Regions from separate parts of the Homo sapiens genome. Here region 1 is linked to region 2. Evidence: read pairs that join two places in POLR2A ChIA-PET (ENCODE). Cell type or tissue: MCF 10A. All regions are shown on one strand. Each heading gives the region's core, and the rest is flanking DNA. Links, peaks and the distances in the headings are about the cores only. Region 1 overlaps LOC107985960 (a long non-coding RNA gene). Region 2 overlaps ITGA6 (integrin subunit alpha 6).

Region 1 (5,383 bases), core at 147-5,146, 140 kb after region 2:
GAAACCCAAATGGCCAAATGTGAGGGAAAAAAATGCTGAGCCTCATTAATAGGGAAAAGCAAATTAAAACCATAAATAGATACCATTTCATATCCATCAGCTTTGCATGAAATTTTTAGTTTAACATTACTAGAATCAAGAGCAATGGAATTCCATCACTACTGGTAGTTGTATAAATGAGTGCAACCATCTTGGAAAACAAACTGACACGACTGAGTAAAACTGAAGCTGTGCATATCATATGATCCATCCATTCCACATTTAGACCTATACCCTAGAAAAACTCTTGTACCAGGGTACAAGGAGAGCTTACAAGAAAGAACACTTATAGTAATTATTGTGTGTAATTGCAACAACAATTATATGCAACCTGAATGTCCATCAGCTGGAGAATGGATAAACAAATTATTTGTTCATACAATGAAATACTATACAGATGCTTCTCAACTTATGATGGGATTACATCTTGATAAACCCATTACTGGGTTGAAAATATAAGAGTGCATTTTCAACTTACGATATTCTCAATTTGTGATGGGTTTGACTAGATGTAACTTCATCGTAAGTCGAGGAGCATAATGAATGTATATTTTGCCTTCATACCATCCTGAATTAAAATATCCTAAGTCAAACCACTGTAAGTTGGGGACCACTTGTATAGTCATTAAAATAAATGAATTAGCTTGTAGTCCCAGCTACTTGGGAGGCTGACGAAGGAGGATTGCTTGAGCTTAGGAGTTTGAGGCTTCAGTGAGCTATGATTGCACTGCTGCACTCCAGCCTGGGCTACAGAGTGAGACCTTGTCTTTGAAACATAAAAATATAAATAAAAAACACATTAGAGCTATACAGATTAGCATAGATGGATATCACAGATATAGTTCTGAATAAAAACAGTAGGTTGCAAAAGAATCATACAGGATGATGCCATACAGAAAGTTTCAAAATATGCCAAACAACACCACATATATTTAGAGATACATAAACTTGTAGTGGAAGTATAAAAGAATGCATAGCAGCCTAAACACAAAATTCAGAACATGAATTTTCCTAAGGATAAAGGGATGGAGGAAGAGGGAGATGCAATCAGGGCAGGTATATGGAGTGTTGTGGGGGGGTGTCAACAGAATTGATACTCTTTTATTTCTTGAACAGGGTGGTGAGTATATATGTGTCTATTTTATCTCTTTATCCTTTTTATCTGTCTTAAAATATTATGTTCCATGATATACTTATGTCATGAAAACATTATTCTGCCATAAAAAAGAAGGAAATCCTATCATTTGTAACAACGTGGATGAGATGGAAGGCATTATGCTAAGTGAAATAAGTCAGAGAAAGACAAATATTGCATGATCTCATTTATATTTATAATCTAAAAGAGTCAAACTCACGGAGAACTCATAGAAGGTAGGGGGAATGGGGACATGTTGGTCAAAAGGTACAAACTATCAGTTATAAGATGAATATGTTCTGGGGATCTCATGTACAGCATTGTGACTATAATTAATAATATTGTATTGTATACTTGAAATTTGCTAAGAGAGTTGCTCTTAAATGTTCTCACCACGCACGCAAAAATAATAACTATGTGAATGATAGATGTGCTAACTAACTTGACTGTAGTAATCATTTCAAAATATATATTTCAAAATATATACACTTATCAAGTCATCACATTGTACACCTTAAATAGACACAATTTTGTTTGTTAATTATACCTCAATAAAACTGGAAGAAAAAGAAAGAGAAGGGATCGTGGTAGTCAGCCTCCAAGATAGTCCTGGTGATCCTGGCTTGGTGTTCGCACCCTGTGTAGTTCCCTCCCGCATCATACCAGGGCTGCCTGAACAATAGAAGGCTGCTTAAGTGATGGTATGTGACATCCAACACTGGGTCATAAAAGACATTGCAGCTTCTGGCTTGTTCTCTTGCATCACTTGCCCAAGGGAAAGCTGTCTGCCACACTGAAGGACACTCGCAGCTCTATGAAGAGGCCCTATGAAGAGGCCCACATGGAGAGGAGCTGAAACTTCCCACCAACAGCCCATGCCAACTGGTCAGCTATATGAGTGAACCACCTGGGAATCAGAGCTCCCAGCCCCAGTCAAGCCTTCAGATGACCGCAGCCCAGCTGACATATGACTGCAACCATATAAGAGTCCCCGACACAGGACTATCCAGCCAAGTTGCTCTGAACTCCTGACCCAAAGAAACCATGAGAGAAATAGTAAATGATTATTGTTGTTTTGAGCTACTGAAATTTGAAGTGACCTGTTATGCAGCTATGAATAACTAGTGCAGGGTTGTATTGGGTGACCACCAGGTTCCCTTTTAGTTCCAGCATTCTAGGCTTTTAGGCTTCCTCTCACTCTTTATCCCATTTATTCATTCACTCAATCATTCAACCATCATGTATGAGAAATTCCAAAAGCCTTAAGATTACCTCTGACTTCCTTTAGGATGTAAGTCCTCGGCTGGAAATGATCTAAATAGGCTAATAGTTCAGCAGTTTGGTACCTCTTAGTTTTACCTAGAAGAGAACCCTCTCACAAAAGAGATCTTCCACACTTAATTTCATGCCACTGCAGAAAGTACCAGAACAGCCTCAAAAGGGAGAGAGAGCCTTGTGCCTTTAACATAGAATTCATGTATATTCATAAGCACAGAATCTGGAATTTTATTTGATATGAACCAGTAAAAAGCAAAGTCATATGTTTTAGCATATATGCTACCTGAAAAGATTTCTCCTGCCTGCCAAAATTTTACCTGCTGCTAAATTTTTGCTAACCACACCCACCAACCTCCCTCCCTCTCCATCTGAACTGCACCAGCTACTTTTGATTGTTTGCCAAATCAACAGAGTTGAGAAAACACAAAGACACACTTGTAGGTAAATATACTTAAGAATCAGCCTACCAGCAAACACACATCCTACGAAAGCATAACAAGAATAAAACTAAAAAGAGGCTTGGCCTGACCATGTCGGCTGTGGGCGAACTTGGGTACATGCCAACTCACACAACTGCCATTAAAAATGAATTGCATTCCCAGGGATGAATCCTGACATGACGCCATTGGGAAAGATGTTTGGCTTCTTTAAAAAAAAAAAAAAAGCTTCACTGCTAGCATTGCTCAACTTCTCAGTTCTCTCTCTTTCCTTCCTTAAATTTCCCATGCGACTTTGCATTTACCTAGTATCATGAAGAGTCACTGACTTGGGATAAGAGGACCTGGGCTTAACACCTGGCAATTGGAAACTAAGGGGTGTTTATAATTTGGGTTTCTTTGGTAGACAGGAGCCCACATGAACTCAGGCAATTTTACTGGAAGGAAACTAAAATAACTCACAGAATGGAAGGAAGAGCTGAACATTCTCTACACACAACTCCAACATCTTTCTCTCCCAGGGCATCTCTCCTTAAGATTCTAATCCCCAGCAAAAAGAATTCAGTGGCCTAGCCGGAGCCATATGCCCAACGTTGCGGGTCAGGGAGGGAAGGGATCCGAGAGGTGGGACTGTCCTGTGACTGGCAGCCCCACCAGAACACAATGGGGGAAAAGTCAGTATCCAAAAGAAAGGGATACTGGGCTGGCAAAATAAGAGGCGTTCATTCACTGTGCAGCCTCATCTGCTTGTCATGAGGCTCAAATGAGATCATGGACCTACGATCCCATTTTAAATCCCTAGAAAGTGTAAAGTTTATTTTTACTTATTTGTTCACTTCTCTTTCTTTAATTTGAAGTTGATCAAGAGCTTTTCCTTCTAACACTCCTATTCCCAAGAGGCCTGGAGAAAGCTCCTGTCAAGCTGCTTGTTGGCTGCAGCAAACTCACCAGCACCAGATCCTGAAGGTCCAGGGTGCTGAGCTCCAGTCATAGCTGTCAGCCATGAAGAGAAACCAGCAAATCACTACCAGCACCCAGCCATGTTGTTTGCACTAATAATCTTAGAACAAATGCAACTGCTTGGCCAAATGAAAGAAGTGTATCCAAAATGACCATTTGTGCCTCCCTGAGTGTTTTTGAGATCCCCCTTTATGAAGCACCCATGGTATAATGCACAATGATATAGTTCCCAGCCTTGGCTGCAGCTCAGTAGCAGTTGCCTATGCTGCCAAGTCAAGTAAAATTAATCTGCTGCCAAGGGAATTACAAAGAAATCATAGCAAACCTAATATTGGGCCACAGAGCGCAGACCCCTCTTTTCCCTTCGTTTACCCCAAATGAGGATTCCAGAACTTTGACAGACTGACTTCTTTCCCTTCCTCTCTCCCATTCTCCACCCTGCCTCTCCCACTCTCCTCTTTAAGGATTCTCAGTTTATAATGTCTTTTTCAGGTTCTCTCCTTCCTGTAGCTTTTGGCTATCAGCTTCATTTCATCTAGATCACAAACAGAACTTTGGCAAATAGAGACAACAGGGCAACAGCGTGATGGAGACGAGTGGGCAAGTAGAAAACAGAAGGTTCTTTAGGAAGTCAGGCATATGTTTCAGTAGCCTGTGAACCAGCTCTTGTTCTTTATCGTGGACATGATCCCTGGAAATTGTAAACAACATAAAGAAAACTGACCCGATGCAGACATAGCCCCACCTGGAAGTTCACAGGTGTATTCCCATGGTAATCTTCAAAAGTTTCTGTTCAGCTACCCGCATCTCCTCCTTTGCGTCCTGGAACGGGATTTTTCTTTGTTCCCAGTTCTTGAAATGGTAATGAAGATTTTCCTTGTCATCTCTGAAACTTGTGATGTTGTCATGGGAGACAAATGCATCAGTGTTAGTAATCCTTAGATAAAAGGTGCTTTACAGTTATGAAAGAATTATCTTTAATTTTGTCTCTGGGGTATATGGTGAGGATTAATTAGTTAATCTGAGTAAAGTGCTATAATTGGTGGGAGGAATTATCAAAACCCTGGGGAAGGAGTAGTTTTGAATCTAGTCAATTAGAAGTGTTCTGCTGTTAATGACAGCTGAGGTAGCCGTCCTTGTCTCTCAGACGTCACAGACCAGCTGGGTTTCCAGCAACATCCCAGACCATACACCACCCGCCCAGGGTGAAAAGGTGAAAATAGCTCCAGGTAAGCAGAGGGGGAGGAGGGATGTCAATGTTCAAACAGGACCTGAATCAACCTCAGATTCTGTTCTTGTCATTGGCCCTACCTGGGGACCCAAGGACATTTGTGTGAAATGGAGTGGTAGGGAAAGAATTCCCACACAGCTGCTGGGTGGGTGCTGACTCAGCACAGAGCTGCCCTGGGAGAACAGGGGGTGCTGGCAAGGAAGGGTCCCCGCCAGGCCAGGCAGCAGACAGACCTTGAAACTCTCCTTCTCCATGTCCTCATGTACAAAATGAAAGAGGGAGCCAGACGTTTAGGTATTGTAG
Region 2 (5,383 bases), core at 287-5,286:
ATTAATACTTACTGAGCATCCCAAATCTAAAAATCCAAAATCCGAAATGCTCCAATGAATGTTTCTCTTGCATGTCATGTTGGCAGGCACTCAAAAACACTCAAAAAGTTTCCAGCTTTGGAGCATTTCAGATTTTGGTTGTTCATATTTGGGATACTCAACGTGCACCAACCAGAATGAAAGTTATTTCAATATTTTAGCAACTAATACTTCTTTGTGTATACTGAATCAGTCCTACTTGGACTTGCTATTGCTGAGATAATATAGTGTATGCCTGTAGCAGCTACTACCTCCAGAAAGCTTACATCTTCTTTTCTGCTCCATAACAAACTGGCAGACCAAAACCATAATTAGAGATATCAAGGAAGTTACAAGAATGGTGGGTTCAAGTCTTGGCAGTACCACCCGTTAGCTGAGTATCACTATGGATTATCTGTGAAATCGTTCTATCTAAATATTCTCATAGGGTGTTGCAAGGATCAAATGAAACGATGGGCCAGGCATGGTGGCTCACTCCTGTAATCCCAGAACTTTGGGGGCCAAGGTGGGAGGATCACTTGAGCCCAGGAATTTGAGACCAGCCTGAACAACATGGTGAAACCTCATATTTACAAAAAATACAAAGATTAGCCAGGCGTGGTAGTGCATGCCAGTAGTCCCAGGTACTCGGGAGGCCGAGGCGGGAGGATCACCTGAGCCCAGGAGGTTGAGGCTGCAGTAACCCGTGAGTGCACCACTCGTACTCCAGCCTGGGCGAAAGCGTGAGACCCTGCCTCAAAAAAGAAAAAAGAAATAACATCAAGTAACTTTGTAAACTCAACACAGTGATAAAACATGAAACACTATACGCAATCTTACACATTCCAACAAGCCATTCTAATTTTAACACATACATTTTAACAAGCATAAAGTACAGCTAGGACACAAACATTGAAGCCTTCAGGGATCCAACAGCTTGGGCATAAGGCTGGAAACTCGATTGTTGAAAAGACTCTACTAAACCCACTGATAGCGTAGCCTGTGGTCCTATCAGATGGTTAGGATAGAAAGGAATGAGGGCAGCCACTCCTCCAGAATCAGCCGTGACCATTAAAACAACAACGCCGGCCAGGCCACTCTGCACTAGGAATTAATTAATTCACCTTAAATTAATTCATTTAAGGTGAAATGAGGGAAGCATAAAGTTCTTCACTGCAGCACTGCTTTTAACGGCGAAGGATTAGAAATTATCTGAATACCCAGACTGGTTAAATAAATCATAGTTCATCCTCGAAACTGAGTATTATGCAGAGATTAAAAATAATAAGGAAGCTCTTTATTTACAAGATTGAACAGGCATTAAAACATACCAAGAGAAAAAGAGCAAGGTGCAAAAGAATCTACATGGCAAATGGGTAAAAAAAATCTATGTACATATTTGCTTGTAAATGTATAGGTAGCTCTGAAAGATTCACAGTAAGCTGGTAAAACAATGGTTGCCTCCAGGAAGAATAGGATGCCCAGAGATCAAGGGTGGGAGGCTGACTTTCATTCCATCTTTGTAGTTTTAATATTTGTACCATGTGACTGTACTACCTATTCAAAAATAAATTAAAAATGAAATTTTAAAAATGGAGGTCAGTCCATGGACACGAGGGTCACTGAAAATCTTGCAGAGAAAATGATGGAGATAGTGAGGTTAAAAAAAAAAAATCAGCGCCCACAAGTCATGAAGCAAACCTTGTAATTGCATAAAACAAGCTCACACATGCTCTCTTTATGTGGGCAGTTGCTGGCAAAGAGTCAAAGATTGATTTTTACAGCCCGTTCCAGAGGCATGACAACACATCAGTAAAGCAAGCTCACAAACACGTACCTACTGTGCGCCAGGCACTGTGCTGGCAACTGGGGCATTACAATGAAGAGTGAATGTAAGGCAGAGGGCAAACTACATGGAAGAAAAGAGGTGCAACAGCTGAAAAGGTAGATAAGCTTTCCTAGGGAGTCCCACAGTCAAGTGAGCTGCAGCATAAAATGAATGACATCAGAGACAGGAACTCTAACCTTCCCTATGAACATCCATGGCACTGACAGCATTCAGGGGAACCTTTCAGCTATGAAAATACATCCAACAAGAACTCCTCACCCTTCGTCTATCCTCCTTTCAGAAAGGACTGAATCTGTCCTTTCTAGGGGAGTCCCAATATTCAGACTGAAAGCACTGTAAAGTGCTGTTTATAAATAGCTGCAGGGTCCAAATGCTTTAGTCCTGGATGCTGTGGGCACTCCTCAACCTGCCTGGGGCAATCACTTCCTACCGGGAGGAGCTGGGTTCACCCAAGCAGAGTGAGTCAGTGGCCTGAGTCAGGCACCTCGCCTTTCATCTAATCTAAAGCAATGAATGAGGGGTGTGGCGGTAACCAGGACTCCTTATTCAGAAACATGACGCAGGGGTTGGTGAGAAACATGGGGAACACACAGCTGCTTCTGGATTTGTGGCCACAGGCAAATCCGAGCCTAGTTTCTAATGGAGAAATGTTTATCATCTGAGCAACTCAGGATGGTACCTCTCTATGATGAGAAAGAGATCTGGACAAGTTTGATGGGACACGAACCGACGTACTTAAGCTTCTGGTGGCATTTTATAAAAACAGACACATTAGCTAGCTGGACCTCTGCTTAGGGGTGAGGGCGGGATGGGGTTCTAGTGGGAAATGAAGCAGAAACAACTCAGGACAAGAAGGGAATTGTAGGCACAGCTCTGTCTGTAGCTGGCTGCAGGACTATGACAAATCCTAGGTCTCCATTTCTTGTTCTATGAAATGAGGATGGTGGTCTACCTTTCCAGGCCATTCCCCAAGTTCCTTCCCAACTTCTACAAGTGGAAAATAGTTTCAATTGTAAAGAAATTCACAAAAACATTGGGTATTACTAGAATGTGTCTACTCTCGTTCACAGATGAAAACACCTGTGTCTTATGCACTGAGGTTTGATTTTTTTTTTTTTTTTTTTTTTTTTTTTTTTTTTTTAAAGAGACAGCGTCTCCACTCTGTTACCCAGGCTGGAGTGCAGTGACACAATCATAGCTCACTCTCACCTTGAGTTCCTAGGCTCAGGCCTTCCTCCCACCTCAGCCTTCCAAAGTGCTGGGATCACTGGCATGAGCCACCATGCCTGAGTTTAGATTTATTTTAAAGCATATTTTTAAGAGTTACAAGTGTCAGGCTCTGTTAAAGCTCTAGGCAAACACAGATAAATCAGACCCAAACCCCTGCCTTCAGTGGCCTCACAGTTCAGGACCCTCAGTAAGCTTTTATTCTGACAGCTAATAGATAGATAATATTTATTAGTTTCTATTCTGATAGCTCCCAAATAACTTATTAGAAATCTCATCATGAAAACATCAGTAAGAAAAAAGAGAGCCTATTAAACTCAACAGGATGAGAGCAACGGAGAAATTAGTCATTACCAACTCAAGAATCTAGAGCTGCTCCCAGGTAATAGATTAACATGGGTCTAAAGGAAGCAGGGTGGGGAGAAGGGATTAGTGAACAAGGAAAGTATTTGCAAGACAAGCTAAAGATGGCCTTAATACAGAGGACAGCTGTTAGTCCAATTGGTGTTCCCTGAACAAACAGGCACTTCCTTTCAAACTTCAAGCCACAAATCAAGCCTCAGCTTCAATCAGAACACAGAATGCAACTGAAACCACTCTTGGTTTCATCTTAAAGCTACCAAGAGTTAAGGAGTACTAACAACATATAAATGACAAATAAGCTAATATAGCCAGGCATTTTATTAGTTGCAATTTTCTGTTACTCAATTAAAAACTTAAATTACTTGGTTTCTCAAAGGCTGTTGGTGCCAGGTATACAACTGCTGAATTCAACTCATAGCAGTCCTTAACCGGATTGGAAAAACACATAATAAGCTAAGAGACTAAATTTCAACTTGTACCATAAATATGTTAAACTTTAAATTTCATTGCCACTAATACACATTAGAATATAGTACTAAATGATACAGCACAATCATATATTGAGTTAAAGTTTGTTTAGCTTATCAATACTTTATGGCCTCATAATATGAAACAACATCATTTCCGGGCAAGAAATGATGTGAATATACTTAACAATACTGAATCATACACTTTAAAATGGTTAAAATAAATTTTATGTTATGTATATTTTACCACAATTTTTTTTCAAAGTACCAGCATGTAAAAGATCATTCTAAAGAAATGTTTACCCTGGTTCCTGTTCTCTAAAAGCCTTTAGTGTATTTGGGGAATCAAAGAGTTCAACAAATACCTACTGAATATCCATTTCTATGTATTAGATTTGAACCAAAACTGAACAAGATGTCAGCCTTGTTCTTAAGAAGCTCACAAACCAACAGGACTCATATCCATCAGGCATACATTTATAGGGTGCCTTCCATATGCACGGGATTTAGCAAGGCCAGGAGGGCAAACAGGTGCTGTCTTATTTGCAAACACCCACACAACAGTGAAGGCTGACCAATGTTGACCTGAAGAATTCTGAGACTCCACTGAAAAAATGTGCTATGGTCATTTGGAGTGCCCTAGTAAGCAGGGGAAGGGGTGACAGTGGCTGTATTTTCTATCTCTCCCAGCCCACTATGTAGGGGACATTTAAAAACCCAAGATACTGTTCTATTAAGGGCAAGATTTATGTGGCACAAGTTTAACTCCAAGAATGGGCTATTTCACCAAACGGAAGATGTGTATGGCATACCATCAGGTGGACTGGGCACTGGGCAGCTAGGTTTCAGGGCCCACATTACCACTGACTAGCTGTCACTTGACTTTTCTGGGTCTCAGTCTTCCTTCTAGAGAGAAAAGGTTGAGCTGGTCAATGCTTCCCAGCCATTTTCACAAAAGCACTGAATGACAGAGGCAGGTGAACATGTACAGAGGCACAGTGCAAAGCAACCACCAAAAGCTTGCAATGTCTTCGAAGACTTGTGTTTTATATAAGTACACACTTCATTCTGTACTATAATGAAGCTTTTATACCACCACCATGCCACCTCAGGAAGATGTTTCATATCTGATTTGCAGCACACCAGGGGAATGTATGCTCAAGTCCTGATGACTCACACTTTTGCAAAATTCCAAAGATATTCTATTTCCTTTTGAACTCAGATTTCCCTCAAGGTCTATACCAATAATCTTGAAAGAAGAGATTGAAAAACGACAGTATTTTAGAACCCAAAGTGCTGATTGAGCCTCATTTTCTACACTCCTGACAATTCAACAAGGCCATTCGTCATTTTTTATTCAATATATGCACTGAGACGCTGGATGCATTGACTAGGATTACAAAGACAAATCAACCAGGCCAGCAGGAACAGGAAGCACAGCCTTGGCTCTCCTGCTGCG

The links. Peaks named below come from ENCODE experiments on the same cell type or tissue, not always from the same donor. Only the 100,000 strongest peaks of a DNase experiment are listed, where the experiment ranks them.
Region 1: POLR2A ChIA-PET joins it to region 2 with 12 read pairs; 2 of 35 experiments call an interaction of 5 or more read pairs at or near these places.

The regions. Positions count from the first base shown.
Region 1 is chr2:172,297,555-172,302,937 of GRCh38, reverse strand. It overlaps LOC107985960 (a long non-coding RNA gene), which reads right to left. Exons shown (of 6, transcript XR_001739773.3): 3 at 4,595-4,741. Among named protein-coding and RNA genes, the nearest start is that of ITGA6, 130 kb to the left of the region's middle. In MCF 10A, for the core only: no CTCF peak of the experiment used is centred there; a DNase peak (open chromatin) is centred at 3,057.
Region 2 is chr2:172,439,185-172,444,567 of GRCh38, reverse strand. All of the region lies in intron 1 of ITGA6 (integrin subunit alpha 6), which reads right to left. Among named protein-coding and RNA genes, the nearest start is that of ITGA6, 14 kb to the right of the region's middle. In MCF 10A, for the core only: no CTCF peak of the experiment used is centred there; DNase peaks (open chromatin) are centred at 1,807, 2,367 and 5,107.